Regions from separate parts of the Homo sapiens genome. Here all the other regions are linked to region 1. The links are chromatin loops, found by intact Hi-C in ENCODE. Cell type or tissue: heart right ventricle. All regions are shown on one strand.

Region 1 (8,000 bases):
TTTTCTTTCATTTGGAAAGGACCTCCTCATATACATGCAGAGCAATTTTCCAGTACATTAACCCAGGAGGGATCCTCTCTCCGTCAGCTTAAGAGATAGGAAAGTTGAGAAACAGGGTGAAGGGAAGATGGATGGGCCTGGGATATGAGAGAGGACAGTTTTTCCACTGTCCTGCCCTGTACACCTAGGACAAAGACTTCATTGACTGCAGTGCTTGACATCAGCCTCATAAACTAGTCAGCACAAAAGGTCTGACACTTGAAAGTACCAGTCCCTGCCTTCTTTCTATTGCAGCTGTGCACGGGGGTTGGGCCCAACAGTGGTGTCCCTTTGTCAGCCCATAGGACAAGAGGTGAAGATAAATAGTGTTGACTTTAATGTAGTCACACAATTTTGCTATTTCCCAAAAGACAACATTTCCTCCCAGGCCTCACATCACGGCCCCAGGAGAAAGAACTATCTTCCCTTTAGTTGGGGAGTAAGGGTGGACTGGGCTGGGATCCTGATGAGGGTGTGGAGTGGACATGTGGCTTGAGGGAAAAGGGTAGATGAAGGACAAGTGCAGAGTCATGGGATCTGCTCCTTATCCTCTCTGGGGAGATGGTTTGGTTTTCATGCATTCCAGCTTGGTCACAGTGGTTTCTTTCGTTTTCTCGAGTTCTTTGGAAATGGCCCCAGAGGGAGAAAATGCACACAGGAAGGAAGACTGAAAACATGAAGAATTGTATGATTTAAAAGAGTTTTAAAAACCACTGTGGTATCTTTCTGTTTATCACAAAGCCAGAAAGTAAAATGCTTCCCTGAGAGCTTTTTGGTAATATGACTTTAAAACAAGCACTGGAGTAGATGCCAGAATTCAAGAATCCTTTGTGCTGAAGGGAGGAATTGATCAGGTGTGTGGTCCGCTGCATGAGATTGTTGTTATAATTATTCATTATTTGGCTGGGCATCAGCATAGGTAACAAGTTTTTGTATTATTTCCTCCAGTGTCAGGGAAGGAAAAATTTGAAATACTGAACACAGAACTCACCATTGGGGCTTGATGGGTTATGACCAAGTTAGATCGGCTGCACAGAGGCTCACCCTGCCTGAACGCCACCTTAACTCCCTTAACTACTCTGACTGCAGAACGCCACTCTGATTCTGCCTTTTCTCTCTCTAGAGAGACTATCTGGAAGATAACATGTGAGCCATCCCCAGTCATAAGCATCTGTCTGCAGTCGGAGCTCTTCATGGTCAAAGTGGACGCCAAGAGCTTAGAGCATTCAGGCTCTAAAGAGCAATCTAAAAGTATCTTAGGTGCAGAACAAGGGAAATGTGGAGGCTCAAATACTTATAGACCCCTCATGGTCAGGCTGAAGCAAAGTCAGAACTGAGACATAAACGCCAGAGGGGAGTTCTATTTAACCACCAACAGCCGAACTCAGATCAATCACACGTTAGCTGGGTTTAACAACTGGCGGAATTTTCTTTTTCATTCCCCTGTCAAGCTGACAAGGTTGGAGCTTCCTTCTACTGATGGGCACCTCATTGTGTCATTTGAGCATATCCTTTAGAAGTTACTGATCCTGGTCGGGCACGGTGGCTCATGCCTGTAAGCCTAGCACTTTGGGAGGCCAAGGTGGGTGGATCACCTGAGTTCAGGAGTTCAAGACCAGCCTGGCCAACATAGGGAAACCCTGTCTCTACTAAAAACACAAAAATTAGCCGGGCTTGTTGGCGTGCGCCTGTAATCCCAGCTTCTCAGGAGGCTGAGGCAGGAGAACTGCTTGAACCCTGGAGGCACAAGTTGTAGTGAGCTGAGATTGTGCCACTGCACTCCAGCCTGGGCAACAGAGTGAGACTCTGTCTCAAAAAAATACACCATGGAATACCATGCAGCCATAAAAAATGATGAGTTCATGTCCTTTGTAGGGACATGGATGAAATTGGAAATCATCATTCTCAGTAAACTATCGCAAAAACAAAAAACCAAACACCACATATTCTCACTCATAGGTGGGAATTGAACAATGAGATCACATGGACACAGGAAGGGGAATATCACACTGTGGGGACTGTGGTGGGGTAGGGGGAGGAGGGAGGGATAGCACTGGGAGATATACCTAATGCTAGATGACGAGTTAGTGGGTGCAGCGCACCAGCATGGCACATGTATACATATGTAACTAACCTGCACAATGTGCACATGTACCCTAAAACTTAAAGTATAATAAAAAAATAAATAAAAAAATAAAGTTACTGATCCGAGGTATTTTTAAAACTCCATTGTATACAACTCTGCTACAATCTCATTCTAGAGATCATTTCTTGAGGCTAAGATTTAAAGACGTTTCCTTTGATGAGAAAATGGTTGAGATTGGATTTTTTTTCTATGAATCTTTTCACAGAAAAATGAATAGTTGCAATTTGGGAAAACAAATTTCTTGAAAGTAGAGAAAGTACTGACCGGCTTCCCATTCATATCAGTTTAACCTTCTTTTTAGGAGAATACTATACATAACTGATGCATCTCTTCATGAACTTGGAGTATATATTTTGAACTTACCGTGGCTTGCTTTTAAATGGTTATCTGGCAATAATTTTGACCTACTGGTACATGCTTCATGATTTGAAGAAGGCGGGTTTTAACAATTGTCTATTACTTTTGGAATTCATTATGAGTAGGATATACTTATGTTTATTTATCCTTAAGTAGAACCTGATTGTTCCAAAAACCTACTAGTTATCTCCGAATGCCACCCCCGTCTCCATATCTCAGGTCTGTTTTCTGGGGAGACGGCAGCGTGGACCGAATTATGCCCATCTACCTCTGCCTAGTCAACTGCCCCCTTCCTATTCTCAAGGCCTGAGTTCCATCCTCTTCTGGGCTCTCAAACATAGAGTGTCACTTGGCAACTCAGACATGAAAGTGCTGAGCTTCTTTGTAGCAGAGGAAAAAACAGCTGAATATGATCAGACAGAAACTCCAGTTTGAAGGTGTAGGAAAGAGAAGAGGTTAGGGGTGCTTCAAAAGAATATGCATGTGATGCTGCGGCATGAGCTACTGGAAAATTTGCTATGCTTTTCTGTGTCTTTGGATGCTTCTTTTAGCCCACTCTTCCCAGAGGGCCCATGCTTCCACAGGTTTTCAGTGCCAACCAATGTCTAAAATAGAGGGGGAACTCTCTGAGTAGCTCTCCTCACAAACACAAAGTGATTGAAATTGTTTCTCCTCTTTCTCTTCCCCACCCCATTCACTCCCTGTGCTCTGACTCAACACGTAGGAAGAACTCTCCACCACAGGTTATCCTGCAGAACCTAGAGGTGAGAAGGTCCCTCAGTGTTTTCCTTTTGAGCTCTTCTGCCTGAAAAGAAACAAGGCAGTTGGGAAAATTCATGATTTGGGTTCTGGGGAGACCTCAGTTCTAGTTCATGCTCTTTTAATTGAACTTGGGTAACCATTTAGCACCCCCTCCTCAGTTTTTTTATCTGTGAAATGGGCAAACTAGACTTAAATCTGAGTGATTATTTCTTTCTGTTTTACTCCCTAAGTTCTAACAGTGACCTGAATCGTAAGTACTCATGGAAAACAAATGAGAACGTGGTTAAGAAAACAAACAGATGTTAAAGAGTATAATCTCACTGAAGGTATTAGAAAGGCCAGTGAATTTGATGTGTGTACATGACCAAGCACTTCCTCCACTCTATCTTTAGGCCTGTGTCGTGGAATTGGAATTAATATGTCTTTGGAGTTTTTGTAGTTCTACTTGAGGACACATAGTTTTGTAACAGCACCATTAAAAACTGACTTTCCAGGCAGAGATTTCAGCATGCAGATGCCCCCGTGGGATTCAGCAATTGGCCTGGCGTCCATAGTCTGAATCAGAGTTTAAAAATTCTTTAAAATAAACAGTGGTGTTCTGGCTTGTTGAAGGTCTTACTTTCTGGGGGGAAAAAAAACCACCTCTATTTTTGCTTGCATGGTATAAAGCCTTTATTTTAGGTAAAATGCGTATTTCAGTCCATCTGTATTTATGCCGATGCGGGCTGTGGACACCACTGTGACTCTGGTCTTTGTACTGGGAGCTGAATTGAGTGGCGAGGGCCTTTCTTTGTTTCTCACTGACTTTGTCTCTGAGAGCTAGACTATTGCTGCAGATAAAATGAAAAGATATTGTTTTTAGATCCAAAGATGGAAGAACTCCCTCTGTGCAGAGAAACCAAGTAGAACCAAGGGTGTAGATGCATCATCAGAAAAAGAGTGGCTGGATTGGTTTTGTTCCTCTCTTCACTGATGCTGGCACCAAGAGACTTCTGCTAAGAGCTTATGATTATCTATGCACCTTGATGCCAACTTTATGCAGACAAAGTTCAGTTGAATTAGGGAGCTAGTTGTTGTTTCTCGTTCTCTAGTTGTTTTTTCCTCACTGATCCAACCTCACATGATAATAACTTAGTAAACACGTCTACTTTGACATCCTGCAAACCTCAAACTTAACATATCTGAAACTCAGTTCCTGTCACTGATTAGAAACAAAAGCAAGGGTGGAGAGGGGCTCTGCTTTCTGTTTCATTTCCAATATGTATTATTCTCATTGTCTTTGTTGTCTAAACTCAGAAATTGAGCCTTGCTTCTGAATTTTTTCTTCTCTCTCTTGCTTCCTATGTGTTAACAATGATTCAATCCCATTGACTCTTTCTTCCATCTATGACCTGATTCTATCCTTTCTATTTTTGTTGCCCCATTTAATAAAAGTTCTCAGATTTTTGTGCCTATACTACTGCAATAACCTTCTGAGTTCCCTTTTTTATCATTTACCCAATATCATTCCTGCTGCAACTGTCTCTCTTCTTCTTATGCTTCCATGGTTTATGCCTCATCTTGCTTTTTCACCCAGACTGAGATACTTTCTATTCCCTCATTCATTTCACCTGACATTCTTCAGCAATCCCACTTTGATCCTTCTATGAGCCCAGTAAACACTTTTCCTCCAGATCCTAATTGTACCATGAAGATTTACCATATGCTTCACTATTTTCCTTTGAGAAAACAGATACAATATTCAATGTAGTCTTCTAGGAGCTCTTAGAATTATGAACAAAATTACATGAAGATGATAAATCTGGTCAGAAAGTTAGGTATAGACATAGGTAGTCATAATAATAATAATAATATTGACACTGGTTATCATTGATTGAGTAGCTCTCATGTGCCAGAAAATATCCTAAGCATTTTATTGTCATTGACCCATTTAATTCTACGATAACTCAGTGGGGGTTGGTCCTCAGTATCCCATTTCACAGATGTGAAAACAGATTCAGGCAGGTTCAGTACAAGGAGCACATATTTTAAAGGAGCTCCAGAGAATTATGAAAGCCCAGCAGAAGGATGACTGCCATCCAGTTGGGAGAAGGGTTGTAAAAGAGGTGATAAAAGTAAAGGAAAGTGATTTGGTATTTTCCACTTAGTTAATGAGAAATGCTACATTTTTTAGTCTTACATTTTTATAGTTCTGTGAGTTCAGGTTTTGCTTGTAACTGGATGGTAAGCTCCTTGAGGATGGGTATTAATTCTTTTTTCTGCTCCACAGCATCTAATCCAGTGCTTTTCATATAGTAAGTGCATGTTGATTGAAAATGAACTCTCTTTTGTAATTCTGAGCACAAAGGTGCTGCATTCCAGTTTTTGCTGTTATTGTTACAGTTCTAGGTATATACTCTGAATTAGCTGCTACTTTGATTGTTGGGAGTTAGGTTGCTTAGCAATACACGATGTATATGTCAATATAATTATAATAATATTATTTTCAGATTTTTAATTTATTAAGAAACACTTTTGGACCTGTTTTTCCCTACTTATCCTATACAAAAGTATTTGCTAAGCAGAGTTTGATTTACAATGGAAAGGATTAGAGCTGGTATAGGTGAGCTGGTGTAAGCTGTGAATGACTTTCACAGAAGTATTACTATTCTCTAGATTTTCTCATCCTGGTAGTGCATCCTTTTTCATGCGTCAAGTGACTTTCTCACAGGGTTGTTGAGAGGATTAAATGAAATAATAAAAAAAAAGTAAAGCAATTAGAACAGAGTCCAGCACATAGTAATGTTATATTGGTGTTAAATATCACCATCGCCATATTCACTATCATCATCATTGTCCTCCTCATCATCATCATCGTCATCACTCATGTCCACACATCTTTAAATGCCATTGGATATCAGTGACCAAAATGATGACCTTAGTTTCAGTACTAATATCAATACTGCCCTTGGTTGTGTGGTCTTAGGAGGATTTATAATAATAGATTTACCTAATCTTCCCAGAGCAAAGACAGATGTATTTTATTAATATACAACTAGTGTCATCACTTCTCATATATCATATACGACATTCTTCTTGGGGGAGGATGCAGGGTCCTCTTCTTGGAAAAAGTATCTATGACTCCATGGACACACATCCACTCACTTCCTATGTGGCCTTCACTCAGTATCCTTGATCAAAAGTGGATTCCATTCACATTCCATTCAATAAATACAGCTATTTTAAAGGTCACTTGAAAGTTACTAACAAGTAATAGCTCTGAAATGTGTGAAATAAAATTGAATTTATGATTGATTAGCAACTTTTTTCACAAATAATTTTATCTTCAAATTAAATGTAATTAACTGTTACAAAAGAGAAGTTATTTGTGATTTAAATGAAAAACAAATTTAGGATAAAACATACTTTGCTAGTGATCCATTTGTTCTTTCCAAGGGTAAATAACACATATTTGTATGAAGAGAACTATTATAATTTTAATAATACCTGTTGAGATATTCCTGTCCTAAAAGCTGCATGTTCAAAAATATTGATTTGGTAGTTTTCTTCCTGAATTTTCCTGAAGTAAACCTAATGTAGCGTTTTGGGTGCAGTGGCAATCACTAAGCACGTGGTTCTTTCAGTTCAACTTTCCTGTAATGCATATTCTTTTTAGTAAAATTTATTGCCTATAATACAATAAAATTTAAAAATAAAAGAGATTTAAAAGAAAGTCTTCATAAAAGTAAAATAAAAATCATTGGAAGAGAGGCAACATGAGTCTTCCTAGTTCACCCTTTACTTTTTAATTGAAAATCAGACAAAGGTGGAAGAAATACAAACTCAAAATAAGGTTAAAAATGATTAAATACATGTTATTTTTAATTCATTATCCTTACTACTCTCCTATTGCTGCTGGCTGAGGTTTGGGATCCCTGGAGTAGAGAAGTGTTCCTCTTTCTTAAAGTACTTCCTTAAACAAGAGTGCCGTTGAAACCTAAAGCAGTGTTCAGGTGATTTTGATGAGAATTACTGACTGTGTATTGTTTTTTCTTAGATATGGTGGTAATCTTTATAAGTAATAGTTATTACCAAGCTATTTTAAGAATTATTGATATAATAAATTCATTGTTTTTTTCTGATTTTAATCAATGTGTGATCAAAAGAAATCATAAATAAGGTCTGCATCAACTAGAACTAAGTCTCATAAAAGCACAAACTCAAGAGTAGGTTTGAAAATGAATTTGTGTACCTTAACACTCAAATTTGTTTCTGTTTGGGGTTTTAAAATATACAGTTTTCTGAGTATTCGAAAAATTACAAGACTCAATATAGAAATTTCAGAATTTGAAAGACCATATAAAGATTACTTTATTATAATCCTTCAAGGGGAAACTTGGTTAGAATTATTTCTATTTTAATTCTTCATAAATGGTGTATACAGGGAACATGCAAATATTTAACAATCAGTCTGCATAGGCATTGATCAATAGGAAGCATTGCTACATGTAAATAGTCAATCTGGATGAGTTATTCTTTGCTGAATATCATCTCTGCTGTGTGTAAACATATATATGTTAATAATGCATGCATTTACAAGTTTATATATTTGCTATAATGCATACATATATAATATACAGTCTTATAAATTTATACACTTTGAATGTAATAATTACAATTTTGATATTTAGACTATTCCTACTATTGTTTAGTTCTG
Region 2 (8,000 bases), 570 kb after region 1:
ATAGATTTGTGTTTTCTATTTTTTAATTAAGGGCCTACGACTGCTGGGCTCTTTATGCATAATTTTATTTAGTCCTCACAATAATCGTAGATCTACACTAACTATAGTGTGTACTATCATATATATGTGTGTGTGTGTGTGTGTGTGTGTGTGTGTGTGTGTGTGTGTGTGTATGAGAACAACTGAGCTTCTGGGGTTAAATAACTCCCCCAAAGTCTCCAGTGGCAAAGTCAGAATTGAGCCTCAAGACAGCCTTTTCTCCAAAGCTCAGTCTTTCAGCTACCCATAATGCCTCTTGACAATGAATCAGAGTGAGGCATCTTGAGATGCCCCCAGAAGAATTTCAGGCCTTGTAACTGACAACCAACTGAATAGTGACATTAAATTTTTTTCAAGTGTGGCTTCACCAGTTGCTGAGTTCATGGACTCTGAAAAGAAATCAGGTGTGAAAAGAAGTACTCGACATGTTTGCAGTGGGCTCTAGCTAAAGAGCACCTTGAAAAGCCAACTGCTAGATTTATGGGGAAGGTCTTGCCTAACGAACTTGTGAAAGTTCCCTGCAGATATTATAGTGTTCTCAGCCAGGAAACATGCTGGATTCTGTACCCCATCAAAGAAAAGCATTTGATGAGACTTCATATCGAAATGTACTGCTTGCAGTAAGAAGTCAGGCTGTAGTGAGTCTCAGAGACCAAAACAGGGCTTAGAAAGAGATGCAGTGAGATGACTTCTCCAGCCTGAAAGAAGCTTCCAGCAGGGCAGCTCAGGGAACTGTTTTAACAAGCTCTCATGTTTACATTAGTAGTGAATGACTTAGGGATAAAAATGTCAAAATGAACATTCCAAGGGTAAGGATAATACTCAGCGGTAGCATTAGAAGTCCAAACCTCTCTGTGCTTATGATTTTGTTGCTGTTTTTCAGATGGTGCTGTGAGTGGGGAGTGAGTCAAAAACTCCGCTGGGGTGTACAAAAGTCTACTCAAATGTCCACAGCATCTGTGGGGGATGGAGAATAGTTGGAGGATCTTTCTCCAGAATCCTTCTGTTCTGTAGTACAAGTATTACTCATTATAGACTAGCACGAAAAATCAAGTGAAATGCGAACTTAAGAGTTTAAAAAGAATAAATGGTGCTTTTCTGGCCTATTAGTAATAAATTAAATAAAAATAATTTTAATTTGTAAGTAATGAATGCTAATCTACATTGTATTAATTGGGCTTAACCAGAGAGTTTTTGTTTACATACATTAGGCAAACAAACAATAGGAATGAGGATTTTTAATAAAGAAGGAAGCCAGAAACACACACACACAAGCACACACACACACACACACACACACACACACACACACACCAAGTAAGAGAATACTAAAAGATCAGAGAAAATGTAATTATACTTATCAAAATGTTTTAATGCAGTGGCCTATTAGTTTCAGAATATAAAATTTATTTGATTTGTTGAGCAACTTGGAGCTTATTTTTTAATCCTTTCAGATAATAGGAACTTGAAACATACTTGGCTGTGTATAAGATATATGTGATATTAGAAAATCATATATATCTGTTAATATATATTCAAATATATTACTAAGCAAAAATATATTTACATGTTTATATCAATGATGCAATTAATAAATGTTTTCACATCCTGTGTCTCAATTTATCCTTACATAAAACAAGTGAGTTACTTATTCTTTAACTTCTCTAGGCAAATTTCAAATATTTTCTGAATATAACTACAGAATGCTTGGTTTGTGTCTCTATGAAAGGTCTTAACACACTCCTGCAATGAATTATATGCATATGGCTCTCCCATACTGGGAATGCCTAGAGGAGAGAAACTGTCTTCTTACCATATTTGTATCTATGGTTCATGCCTGCTCCACATAGACCCCTAGGTTTCACTAGAGAGATCTCAAGACAGTAGGTTTGAAGTAAGAGAATGGGAGGATTTAGAGGCATCTCGACTATACTGATATACTCTGCAATCAGCTTGGCATCTGGGAAATGTTTTGCTGTCTGCTTCATCTCCAGTGCCTTGAACAGTACATGTTTCTCTGGAGCCCCTGCAAGGTTTGTTGAAGGAGGGCATACATCAGGTATTCCATAATTTAGCAACATTCCATAATGTGGCTGCTAGTAAATGGTTGGTTCAGGATTTGAACCCAGGTCCTCTGTGTCATGTTCTAAATGTTGGGAGAATAAATCCCTCCCTTGTCTCAGTGAAGATTTCTAAGCTGCCCTGGGTTGTTGTGTATAGGTGTTTAGCTTATGGGATGGGACTGGAAGGTGGTGTAGGGACACAAAAGGAATTAAACCATGTAAGTTCACCTTGGTTGGCATTTTCATTTCTCCTTTGGATATCAAGCCTGAACAATGATTCTCAAAGATATGTATTAAATTCAATAAGGATTTACTACTACTGCTCACCTATTAAGTGCGAGGAACAGTTGCACTTAGTAGGAATAAAGAGGTAGCTGGCACAAACTATTCTGCCTGTTTTTTGTTTTTGTTTTTCGTTTGTTTGCTTGTTTGTTTTTTCGACAGAGTCTTGCTCTGTCGCCAGGCTGGAGTGCAGTGGCGCGATTTTGGTTCATTGCAACCTCCACTTCCTGGGTTCAAGAGATTCTCCTGCCTCAGCCTTCCAAGCAGTTGGGACTACAGGCGTGCACCACCATGCCCAGCTAGTTTTTGTATTTTTAGTAGAGACAGGGTTTCACCATGTTGGCCAGGATGGTCTCAATCTCTTGACCTCAGGTGATCCGCCTGCCTCGGCCTCCAAAAGTGCTGGTATTACAGGCGTGAGCCACCACGCCCGGCCTATTCTGCCTGTTTGTTGACTGCAGTCATAGTATGTTCTTGCTCCTCCCTGAGCTACTTTTGCTTTGAATAAAACCATGGTGTCATGGAAAGAACAAAAAGCTCCAGGGTAGGGCACATGTTTTCAAACTTATTACAAGAGGGAGCCTGGATGAGAGTATCTTAATATACCTTTTAGAGCTGATGTGTCCTTCTCTCCTTGAGATCCAATTAAATTTACTTTCTGTGAGTTACATGATAGAAAGTGTTACATTGTACATTTTAGCAATTTCAGCTTATTCAGATCAAACAAAAAAAATTAGTTGATTTGACTATCTACAGTTTATCTCTGCCACCAAAGTAAATAGCATGGACTTGAAGGTGCCATCCCAACTATTGCCCTGACATTCCATCACCTGCATTTTCCAGAAATCAGGTGAACGATATTTTTCAGTCTTGCTGCATTTCACCTCTGGAGTGTGTAGACCCAGTCTTAATGTGCCTAAACCAAATGAGATGTGTTATCCCTTCCAATGGAACTAAGCACTTTAAGTAACTAAGGAATTGGAGAGAGAGAGAGAGAGAGAGAGAGAGAGAGAGTTTTCTAAATTCAGCAAGAAAAAATAAGGTAGTCGAGTTGTGTTTCAAACCACTTCTATAATTGGGAGCTAAACAAATTTGTGGAGAAAGTACTTGGTCAACTGTATAATTTCTTCTACTATTAACTATCCAAAACAAACAATTAATTAAAAACTAAACACAGATAATGAAGACTATCTATTTTCTAAAACTGTGAACTTTGGAAAGGGGCGTGCTTTATGGATATCTGTAAGTCCATATTTGGACAACTATCAGTTTAACTTTTAGTAATCTAAAATGCTCAACTTAAACTTCATTTCCCACTTCTGCCAAAACCAGAAGAATCAAAAATACAGTGAAGGGGCATGAGATTTCCAGCTCACATTTCCAATCTCCAGAGGTTTGAAAAACTTCATCTATCTATTTGAATGCCATGGTTGTGATCCAAACTGAATTTGAACTTTAGATACTTAAGAGTGACCCATCACTGTTTAAAAGTCCAAAGTGGCCACAGAGAACCCTACGGACCATTACTTCATTGTTTATTCTTGTAAATTATAAATATTTTTAAAAATTCCAAATTATGAAGTTCGAAGGGGATATTTTATATCTCTCAGCCACTGTCATTTTCTTCCTCCCTTCCTTGGGTGTTGGCCATGTATCTATGAGTCCAGTTGGTAAAACAATCAGTAGCATTGACAGGATGATGTACTCTGGTCCGAAACTACATTTCTCAGCTTTTTCAGTTCTCAGGAGACAGCGGAAAATGTACTTAGCAAACTCTATTATAAAGGTCCATGTTGTTCCAAATATTTAGTTGTACTTAAAGTAAAATCATGACTTCAGATGCCAAGTGAAATAAAGCATAATTTTCACACTGTATGATGGAAAGACTATTTATCATATACATGTCTTTCTCTTAGGATATTATTGTGACAGTATAGCAATATAATGGTTTATAATTACATATATACACACAATATATTTTATAGTGTAACTGCATCATTGTTCTGGACAGGGGTGAGATATGAAAGTCCTAAAAGCAAATATTGAGACTATTAAGTTATCAGAGTCTAAACTGTGGGAGTAGAAGAGAAACAGAAAGAAGAAATGGAACTGTGAGATATTTCAAAGGGAAAAGACACTATATGCATGAAGCAACCACTATTATTTATTCTACAAATAAGTATTCTTGCCATTACTTTACAGATAAGGACCGTGAGGCTCAATAATTAGCAAATAATGGAGCATGACTCAATTCTGTAGGTATATTTGACTTAAAAAAATGCATCCTACTTTTTCATATTCAGTTCAAAAGATTAATGATGGGACAAAGAACAAAGAAGAATTTGGTACCACCAACTGAGGGCTGGTCTGGTGTGGTAGTTGGTAGCTATAATAAGTTAGTACAAACATGTTCTGCTCATGCTACAAGAAGCCAACTGGTGGAGACATCAAGAACACAGTCAGAAATAAATATAGCAATTTAATTTAGGAGAGAGCTGGGAGCTATAGATTGAGCCTCTACATTTAATTGGTAGCTAAAGTAATGAGAACTGTATGAAGGAGAATTAGAGATAAAAACTTCTCAATAAAAATAGTGGTAAGAAGAAGAAATGAGAAAACAATCTTGAGGATTGTCAACACCATGAAAGTCTTAGTTGTTTGATTATTGTTTTAATAGTAGAGATGGGGACATTTTATGTGTCAAAGCAGTGGTCCAAATGAGTTCCGCATCTCAAGAGTTTTGTAGAGTGTTAATGGGTGTTACTCAAAGGGAAAAAAAGGATAAAGTTATAAACCATTTAGGAGACCCTAATAAAACTAAAGTGAATGAGGTTCTTTACTATCTTTAATTGGCTATATTTGTCTTACAAATATCCAAAATGGTGACATGGTATATCATAGTTCCTAAGATTATTTGACTACAGAGTCCAGATTTCTTGGAGAATCATCTAGTGGTACAATTAATTGGGAGAAAAGAGCCAATGAAGAGGGAAACTTGGAATGTCAGAGATGGCAGGATACCCCTGATGGATCTTCTGAGGGGACAGCAAGGGAAGAAATTAAGAAATCAGAAAGGGAGGTCTTGAGGATGAGAGGTAGGGCCTTCAGTTAGAAATCACTACATGGGCCAGGAACGGTGGCTCACGCCTGTCATCCCAGCACTTTAGGAGGCTGAGGTGGGTGGATCACCTGAGGTCAGGAGTTTGAGACCAGCCTGGCCAACATGATGAGACCTCATCTCTACTAAAAATATAAAAATTAGCTGGGCATGGTGTCAGGTGCCTTTAATCCCAGCTACTTGGGAGGCTGAGGCAAGAGAATTGCTTGAACCCAGGAGGTGGAGGTTGCAGTGAGTCGAGATTGCACCACTGCACTCCAGCCTGAGCAACAAGAGAGAAACTTCTCTAAAAAAAAAAAGAAGAGAGAAAGAAAGGGAAAGAAAAAGAAAGAAAAGAAAGAAGGAAAGAAAGAAAGAAAAGAAAGAAGGAAAGAAAGAAAGAAAGAAAGAAAGAAAGAAAGAAAGAAAGAAAGAAAGAAAGGAAGAAAGAAAGAAAAGAAATCACTACATGGAGATAGAAGCAACTAATGAAGACCTGCAGACATGCGTTGAAGGAATGAACAGCATGTTGTGTAGACTAGGTGGCCACTATCTTCTCAATAACTCAGCAGTGAGGTCTCCTTCCAAGACCATGGGAAAGTGTTGAGGTATGGGGATATATTTTAGACTCTTTACTGTGGGACTATAACAAGAACTAACTGGATGTGATACTGTTGGAAATACTAGTGATGTCCATATCCCATTCAGCATGAGTAGGCATCTTAACAGATGGGATGCAGAAATTTGGTGACTGGTAGATTCCAGCTGAGAATGGATATGAGAGATGTGATCAAATGACGAGGATGTGGGAAAGTTGGGTGGTAGGGAGGATAAGGATGCAATGTCTGACTGTGGGGTGAGGGAAGAGGTAAATTTGCATAGTCCGGAAAACTAGAAATGGTGGAAGAGAGGTCACAGTGAGAAACAATTTGTCCTGCACCTGTGAGTGGTAAAGAGAAAGGAGATTGTTGTTAGACAGCAGAAGCTCTGAGAGATTTTGGAGATGGAACAGTTCTAAGGTACATTGCTTTGTTTATGTATTCTTATGTTGAACAAAACTATATGTCCAACATATCCTGCATATGACCTGTACTGGCAAGAAATGTACCAGGCACTAGAGCAATGAAAGTCAATAAAAAATGAAAATCAATCAGTACAAAGCTGAGAAGTGGACACAAAGATGGAAAATGCAAATCCAGTGCAATGAATGATGTCATGGAGATATGCTCAAGCTGTAGTCCTTTGGACCCTACTGATAGGGCCTCATCGGCAGTGCCCATATTTTTCCTTTCTGATGGTTACACCTTTCCCTTCTTCAATCCTGTGTCTCTTTACAAAGCCTTTCTGACCACTATGACATGGAATTTTTTCTTCTTTATAATGACTGAGCCTGGAAGAGGTAGAACCATGCCTTACATGTTGACTACTCCATTTATAAATTTATTTTTCAGTAGTAATCTTTCCATAATGATAACATATATGTCTGGCCATTTGATAATGCCAAACCCTTGGATACACATTATTCCATAGTAACAGAGATCCACAACTGCTCCATGAAATACCCAAAGCAAGTAATGTGACTTCCAGTCTCCATCCAAAAACAAAGCGACCTGGAGGGGTTAAATGGTTCATGCAAAGTCCCATAACTGATGGGTATGCATCTGAGGTCTCAAGGAGTAGAGCCAGGCATGGGGATCTCATACTGAGCTCTTGCCACTCTGCCCTCTTGGGCTGTGGCGGGGACTCAGTGCATTTAGGATAACTTACTGAATGCCCAAACGAACAAACACATACATTTTTAAGTGTTTGATTTATTGAAGGTGTATGCATATCCCAAGGCATGGGCTTATGTGGAAGCATGAATACTGTCTAGAATCACAAATAGAACCAGGAAGTATGAAATTACAGCAAATCTGTCCTGGTTCTCCACACATCCTCAGGCATCCACTTTATTTGACTTTTCTCTGTGCTGTTGTTAAGCAGAGAGAAGGCTTCATCTTAGCTCAAAGGCAGCAAGGATAAGAGCCATGGGAAGCACACATATTCTTCAGGATTCAAACAGCTCCCTAGGAAGAGGGAGCTAGCTCTAGGGAACAGGAAGTGGGCAAGGGAAGTTCTAATTCACTCTATTTCAGGAGTGCATTGCCCTCAACATAGCAGGGGAGGTTTGAGGTTGCCTTCCTTATTGCTCTCTAGTTGAACTCACGGCTCCTTAGAATCAGGAACAGACCACCACTGCATTTTTATGTTTTTTCAGAGCAAAATACACTGAGTAAAATTGTGACTGATCATGAGACGCTAAGAAATAAAAGCATACAACCAAATCTAATCTATTTCCGGCCTGTTTCTTTTTCTTTTGTAAAAAAGTATATTCAGGGGGTACATGTGCAGGTTTGTTATATGAGTATACTGTGTGATCCTTAGGATTGGGCTTCTAATAATCCCATTGGCCAAGTAGTGAGCATAGTACCTGATAGACAGTTTTTTAACCCTCTACCTGTTCCCTCCCTGCTTTGGAA
Region 3 (8,000 bases), 210 kb after region 1:
TAACAGCTCACCTGTTTTAAAAATATCTTGACCCAAATAAGAAAAGCCTCTTTTGAATTAATTACTCCTCATGGGACAGTGAAGGTACTTTCCTTAATTCAAAGTTAGACTTTCAGGATAAAAAGAAAAATAAAAACAAAACAATCTCACAGCTCTCTTTTGCTGGTCAATCTAATAGGAGAGAGGAAAAAAGTCTTGCATTTAAATATCCATTTTGCCTATAAAGATTTTTCATATCTCTCAAAACCAAATTCTTCCATAAGATTGACATTTCAGAAGAGGAGGGAAGGCAGACAGGTGAACTGAGATCAAAATGGATTTTGCCAACCTTCCATTTTAAAGGTCAAGGTTGTTGCAGACTAGCATTGTGTCTTCTGTCTAAAGCTCCCAACTTCATTTCCAACATTCAGGAAATGCCCATGAGAAAAAAAGGAAGAGAATTCTTCCCTTGCTCTCTCTGGGACTTCAAATATATGTGGGTGGATGCCTTGAGTGCAGGACAGTCAAATGACTTTCTATCATGTGTTCTATTCTTCTAGAGGTGGAGCAAAGATGTTTAATTTAATGCATGAATTTTGGACAATTCTGAAAAAAATGGTGTTGTTTCCTTCCATTCTATGTTGTTCTGGGTTGCAATGGTCAATTGCATTCAGTGATTATACATTCACCTTCCGGTAAAATTCAGCTCCCACCTTCTTGCTTTCACCTGTCAGACCATGTATTCACTCTGGAGTTTGTTCTTCGAGTGCTTTAAAGATCAAGTGAAAAGTTTCTGTGTTGTCTCATGAACCAAGGTGTTGCCTCTGCCGTCTTGAACCGATGTGCACATATCTGGCCTGGCTCTGTTCACACCCTGCATCCTGGCCATACAATGAGAATTCTGCACAGTTCTTGCTCTTGAGGAGTGCATGGCCAATTAGGAGGATTCCTTGTAAAAAGATGAGTTTAGGTCTCCTGTCTTTGGAGGAGATGAATCATTTGTGTAAAGTTATAAAAAGTACAACTTTCATAAGCACAGAAGCTAAGTACATTCAGATCCTTTATAGATGAGGGTTGTTTGAATTTTGACCTAATTGTTCTATAGATGCCCTCTTTATGCTAGCATTTAACGTGATTTTAACTCTTAGTAACAATATTTTAAGTATTTACATAATATATACATTGCTATGACGTATTTTGTGTTTTTTGTGATGTATTACAATATTTGTAATACTTAAAAATATTACAGAATAACAATACACAAGCTTTTGGGTTATAGTATCAATATGCAATATATTAAAAGACACATGGTACATGCTTGTTACATAACCACATCCCCGCACACACAAAGAGAAAATGATTCTGTGTTTCTTGAAATCAAGCAAGATATAAGTTAATGAAATATTACTGGTGGAAGGGTCCTCAGAAATGATTGATAATAGTCCCCCGATTTTTAAAATGACCAAACCAGGATTAGAATACTCAGAAAAGTCATCCAGTGGAAGACAGAAGGGTAAAGACAATGCAGGGAGTGGAACCTGGGGTCCTCCTGTGTCCTCCTCCAGCCAACCCTCAGCTCTTAACACTCAGCAACCCGCTCTAATTCTCCAAAGACTTGAGATGCTGGGGAAAGGCCTTCACCACCATCAGATTGCACAAAATAAGCACGTGCAACTGAACTGCTTAGGTTCCGAATATTTGACATTTAACAACCCATACTGAGGAATATCTTTGACCCATCAGTGCTACATCTGAACCTGAAAGAAAAATGTTTATGTTTGTTATTAGACGTAGATATGCCTGCCTCCCTTCCCTGCTCTTAGAGACATATGCCTCTATTGTCAGCTCCGTTTCCTGTGTTTAACCCATGCTCTGTCTCCTCTGATTGCCCCTAATGGAGCTTGACAGTTGTAGAGTTAATCCAAGCTCTGGTCTCCAGGTTTCACCTCAGGAAACAATCGGTCCCCAGAGCTTTAAGGCTTCTTGCAAGGCTATATTCCCCCAGAGTCCTTTCCCAGCCCAGCTGGGGAGCTTTTCCCATTGTCTGCCAAACGGACACCAATTAAGTCAACTGTTCCCCAATTAGAATTTTGCAGAATTTATCTTGTTCTCTTGTACTCCGGCTCCCAAGCAGGGGTCTGTTTTTGGAATTAGTTACAGAAGGAAGAAAATAAATAAATAAATCGCAGCTCTTTCCTGTAACGCGATACCCCTGGGTTTTTCCCGTCAGCCATTCACATAACATGATCCCGGGAAATATGGCAAATGCTTGGTAGCTCTGAGATTTATCATCTGCATGGTGGAACTGTTCTTAGGTCAGGGCCCAAAGCAAAGGGCTGGTGCTCACCCAGGAGGGGCACTCAAGTGACTGGAAAGAGGTGGGAAAACTCCTCTTTGTACCAAAAACGAGGATTTGCTTTGAAGAGATGAAAGCCTGGGGTTTTGCTTTCTGGAGGAAATGCCCCTCCATTTGGACAGCCGACTTTAAGGCAGATGTGTTCTTGTGATGAAGGATTTTGCAGAGCGCGGCATTTCCAGGCAACGTTTAAGATGTCAATCAGTAGTGTTTGAAATCACTCAGGCTGTCACAGCTGGGTGACACTGTGGCTGCGCTGGGAGCCTTTAGAGAATGTGGATGTTGTTGACATCAGAATGCACTTGCTTGTGAAACACAGTCAATCACAAATGATATCTTCCTCAAAGAATCCTATTTATTGTCATACGTTTTTAAGCATTTATTCAGCATGTTCATTTGATAGACTCACAAATAACACAGAAAAGTAGGTGCCTTAGAGGCCCACTTCTCAAACTTTAACGAGCACACAGGTTACCTGGGGTCTTACTAAAATGCAGATTCTGATTCAGCAGATCTGGGGTGGGGCCTGAGATTCTGCATTTTTCCTCAGGTCCCAGATGATGCGGAAGCTTTGAATCCCCTACCATAGTGCGAATAATAGGAGTTGAGACTGATACTTTGTAGGTAAAAGTTACATGATTCTTATTGGATTGGCTTCACAATGACACAGTAAGATTTGAACTTGAATGATGTGTTTAGATATTTCAAATAAAACCCCCTGTCACTCTGTGATTGCCTTCTGTTTCTAATAGTATTCAATCATTTATACGCTCATTAGTTCATCTGTTCTTTTGATACTTATTTGCAACTTATTATGTGTGTGGTACTCAGCTGCGTACTAACATACAGAAACAGACAAAAAAGTCACTGACATTCAGACAAAACATAAGGAAATGAAAGTTTGGCATCTATGAATGCATCCATTGCTACATGAGCAGTAATCTCAAAACTTAGTATTTTAAAATAGCCACAGCATAGCCAGATTTCAATTCTCAAGTCCCCCAAAAGTGCAGCAGCCAAATCTGCCTGGCCTTGTCCACTGACTCAAGACTGGTTAAGCGCCTCTCACCACTGATTAACACTAATTGAAGGCTCAGCTTCCATTTGGTGCAGGAGGCTACTTACTGTACAAGGCCAGGAACACTTGAAAGCATGATTACTCACTCAGGGGGCGTCACTGGCAACTAACAGCTAGTATACAAAATAGCTAAAATGAAAAAACACAAATAAGGACTGTAGCAGTTCAAAGAAGAATAGAATCAGTGTGAGCTAAATTTTTAGAAGTCTTCACCTATAAGACAAGGCAAAAGAGATGAAAGAGTCATTTACAATACTTATATACTTGTTACTTTCATTATTAAAGTTAAGTAAATGCTTGTTGAAATAAATTAGACAACAACAGAAAGGAAAAAGTCACCTATAATCAAATTATTAACTAGATAGCTATTTTAAATAGGCCCTTTATCTTGATAACAGCAACATAACACCAAAGAGTAAGATTTGAAACAGAAAAGCTAAAGGCCATACAGAAAATTATATGTTCTGGGGGAAAGGACCCTCTTAAAAGCATAAGATGACAATATATCAATGATCTGGGTTGGTTTTAAATAATGTGCTTCACGCTTACTGCAGGCTGAGAAAGGAATTCCTTAGCTTGTCACAAATCACCAACACTCCCAGCAGACTTCACTCAACAGTCAGATGCAATAATGTGAAAATTCATACCTCCATACACTTTCCAGCTGCATGCCACCACCGCAAAGAAAACACCAACTATTAGTGAAATGAGGCTGACTCAGTTTTCTCTGAATTATCTGTGTTTAGAAAGTGATCAATAAACCTTGTATAAAACAAAAATTGACATCTACATTTTAAGAGGAGAATGGCTCCCTGAGAAGCCATTTCTGTTTGTCTGTAGTTAAATCCAAATAAGAAAAAGAAAAAAAAAAGTCAAGTGAAGGTATCTTAGGCGGGTGTTTGTAATGGCCAAACAGCAATCATTCATCAAGTAGCCAATGTTAAGAAATAATGACTTAACATTGTGACATATGCATAGCTGTTCTTCAGCTCCTGTCTTGGTGTTTGAAGTATTTCTTTGCCTTGTTTTTCCTTCTTCGGTTCTTCTGTGGCTTAACCACCTAATGCTATATTCTGGGCAATTTTCCAGGCCTGATGTTCCTCGCTATTCTCCTCGCTGTTGTTATCCCAAGAAAGTAATGGCATAGCATTATTAAAATATCATTACTTTCTGTGGGGAAAAGTAAGAAAATGCTTTTATTTAATTTACCATTAATGAGGCCACCTGGAGATGTGCCCAAAGGACCTGGGACTTCTGTTTCAGATGATGAGAAAACTTCCAGATCTTGATAGGACTCACTATCAAAATGTTGTGGGAGTGTTGGGGGACTTGAGGCCACCCTGTCATTTTTCACCAGGGCCTTACTTCTTCTGTCTCAACTGTCCTCATCTTCAGAGGATGCAGAATTCAGGCCATAGGGCTAGAGAAGGGATATTTCTGGCCTGACCCAACCCAGGACAGCCTGAAACGTTTACAAGAAAGTTTGTTTTTAGGAAATTTCCAGTCCAATTATGCTCTCCCTGGAGATGTGAATAGTTCAGATAGCATTCAGATAAGCATCCACAATGTTGGGAACTTCCATAGAAAACAGACCAGCATAGAATTTTTTGAGGCTTGGCCTTCTCTGGATAAAATAGCTCTTTCAGGGTGAGGCAGCCTAGCCTGGTGGTCTCAGGATAGAGGTTAGCATCAGGAGATCCTGAGCGTTATGATTCCTGCTTCCTCTCTGGCTTGATGGGTGGCCTGAGGAATAAAATGAGAGCCAACCTCTGGATTTGAGACAAAGGGACCAATAATGATCAATATCATATTCTTTGACTTGATTAATTGGTGTGACGAATGGGTCTAAAAAGAAAATCACTTTCCAGCCTAAAATGTATACGTGAGATTCACGGGCCAATCGTTTGGGGTGTGCTGAAATCACTCTGAACAGAATTCTGCCTTTTCCATTAACCTCTACAGTTATCTAAGATTCCTACAGTGGCTTGAGTTCTTTATGGCCTCTGGTCAGTGGCAACTTCTACTTTGGGATGGCAATTTTAGATCAACATGGTACCTAATTTTGGCTGATGTAATTAATTAATCTTCATTCATTTTAGAGAACAGCAGTTTCCATGATCTTGAGGAGAAAACTCAAATGTTGTGGCCTGACTTTCAAGTACCTTTGAGCTCTAATTTCTGCTTATCATGCCAAACTCATCTCGAGCCACATATTAAACCATTTGACACCAACTATGCATTTTTTTAGATTCTACTTCCATGCCTCACCCTCCGATGCTCTCCGGCAATCCAGTATTACCTTACTGTAGCACTGCATCATTTTTCAAATTGTTTGGCAACTATCCATTTGTCCACAGATGGTATGTAATTAAGGTTAAAAGCATGGTTTTTGAAGTCATCCAGGCGAGAGTGTAAACTGTGCACTCCCACATGGCACAAAGGTCTTGCCCTAACACTGTTCTGAGAGACTGGACCAAATTTAACTTGGCTTCCACCTGCACTAGGCTATGTCCATAACAGGGATTCCCAACCCCATGCTGAGTCTTTGCTCATGGAAATATATGCTGCCAAACCATGCAAAGCACATCTTCTATCATTTTCCATTCCCCCCCACACCTGGCTCCCAGTCTCTTTTTTTTCCTCTTTTTAAAATTTCCTCATAACCTTTTTTTGTTTTCTTTTTGTTTTCCCTTTAATAACCTTAGTCATCTTTATCTTAGTTGACATTGAACTCAGCTTATACTGGAGTTTCTGTCTCCTGTTGCAGTAGTCTGGATAAAATCTGTCTTGCCTCCTTTAATACATGACTGGTGCTGTTTCTCTTCAATAAGATTGGAATCTTAGGTCTGCTGCTTCATAGTTAACAGGTCTTCAGGAAATTAACTCCTCTAAGCCTTCATTTTGTCCACCTCTAAAATGAGAATAATTATGCTTATCTCACAGGGATAAAATGAGGATAAATACATACAGTTAGTCCAGGTCCTGGGACTTAGTAAGCCCTTAATATACTATAGTAATTCTTAGTATTCTATGTCCCTGTCTGGGTGGATCTCAAGGGATCTACCATGTGTTTTATTCTACCATGTCTCTCATTGCTGAGTTCCTGGCCTGCCAAGGTACCCAATGGTGCCTTCACTGCTTTCTTTTTTCTTTTCTTAGACAGAGTTTCGCTCTTGTCACCCAGGCTGGAGTGCAATGGCACGATCTCAGCTCACTGCAATCTCTGCCTCCCAGGTTCAAGTGATTCTTCTGCCTCCGCCTCCCAAGTAGCTGAGATTACAGGCATGTACCACCATGCCCAGCTAATTTTGTATTTTTAGTAGAGATGGAGTTTCACCATGTTGGCCAGGCTAGTTTTGAACTCCTGACCTCAGGTGATCCACCTGTTTTGGCCTACCAAAGTGCTGGGATTACAGGCATGAGCCACCATGCCCAGCCTGCCTCCACTGTTTTTTGTGCCCAAATCTTACCCAAGGTTTTCTCCAAAGCATCTTCACAGTTTTATTTCTTTTCCTGTTCATGTGCCTCTCTCCTAGGCCTTCCTCTTTCTACTCTATGGTGGCTACTTGGTGGCCTTTTGATTTCACAGAGGAGGACATAACTATAGTATGACTTTTGCCATCAGGTACTTTAATCAACGAAGAGGGTTCCATACACCTAATTTGATCTTTGCCCTGGAAGTTTTTTTATCAAATGAAATGTTCACCTAGCACTTGTCCCTCCAAGTGTTGTTAACCTCATCTCCACAAGTCCTCATATTCTCCAACCTTATAGGGCCTGGAATATCTGAAATCACCCTATTCCTTTGCATTGCTGCCTTCAAACTGGCATTGTTTTTCTCTTGAGCTCATCTCATTCTTATAATATCTTGCCAAATTCAATTAAGAGCAGCTAAATATTGTTTTCCAAAGTCTTCTCCTATTTCAATAGGTAGCATCCGTCTCCCAAATGAACATGGGTAACAGGCTTTCTATACATATGTTTTGAAATGTTTAAAGTTACTTCTTTTGTATTATTTTATTTTTAACTGACAATAATTGTATACATTTTAAGGTATGATGTGATATTTTGATATATGCGTACATTTAGAAATTATTAAATCAAGCAAATTAACATATCAATCACTTCACTTATCTTTTGTGTTGAGAACACTTAAAATCCACTCTTTAAGCAGTTTTGAAATGTATAATACATTGAGCATTGCATGACAAGCAGCTCCATATTTTAATATTTCCCAAATATGATATTCATTTTCTCACCTTCTTGCCCCACTGCTCAGCCAATGGCAATTATTCTTAGTTTTTGTTGTGAGTAATTCTCACTTCTGTTTCCAATTTCTGTATTAATCAGAATAGGAAAGGCTGTACTGTGGTAATAAACTTCCAGCTCTCAGTGGCCTATCACATGAAAGATAGTTTCTTTCTTGTTCAAAGTCCTCTGGAAGAGAAGCAGCTCTCCAGGGTGGAACACTTCTCCAGGAGGATTGAGGGACTCATGTGGCTTATACCTGGTTATATAGCTTCTGGGACACACATCTTTCAAGGCCTCTGTGGTGGGAGAAGGATGGGTATGGAGAACTCACACCCT

Evidence for each region. A loop is a pair of places that touch in the nucleus more often than their neighbours do. Peaks named below come from ENCODE experiments on the same cell type or tissue, not always from the same donor. Only the 100,000 strongest peaks of a DNase experiment are listed, where the experiment ranks them.
Region 2: a loop joins it to region 1, with 4 times the contacts of the local background. A loop is called at or near these places in 12 of 110 quality-filtered maps.
Region 3: it touches region 1 in a loop (2.6-fold over the local background); 3 of 110 quality-filtered maps call a loop at or near these places.

What each region holds. Positions count from the first base shown.
Region 1 is chr15:95,835,966-95,843,965 of GRCh38, reverse strand. No RefSeq gene overlaps it. Among named protein-coding and RNA genes, the nearest start is that of LINC00924, 410 kb to the right of the region's middle. RefSeq lists an enhancer at 4,477-4,536. In heart right ventricle, no CTCF peak of the experiment used is centred here; DNase peaks (open chromatin) are centred at 301, 469 and 3,835; H3K27ac peaks cover 4,442 bases.
Region 2 is chr15:95,270,299-95,278,298 of GRCh38, reverse strand. No RefSeq gene overlaps it. Among named protein-coding and RNA genes, the nearest start is that of LETR1, 53 kb to the left of the region's middle. In heart right ventricle, no CTCF peak of the experiment used is centred here; no DNase peak of the experiment used is centred here; H3K27ac peaks cover 2,419 bases.
Region 3 is chr15:95,621,205-95,629,204 of GRCh38, reverse strand. No RefSeq gene overlaps it. Among named protein-coding and RNA genes, the nearest start is that of LINC00924, 190 kb to the right of the region's middle. RefSeq lists an enhancer at 1,504-2,205. In heart right ventricle, no CTCF peak of the experiment used is centred here; no DNase peak of the experiment used is centred here; H3K27ac peaks cover 4,695 bases.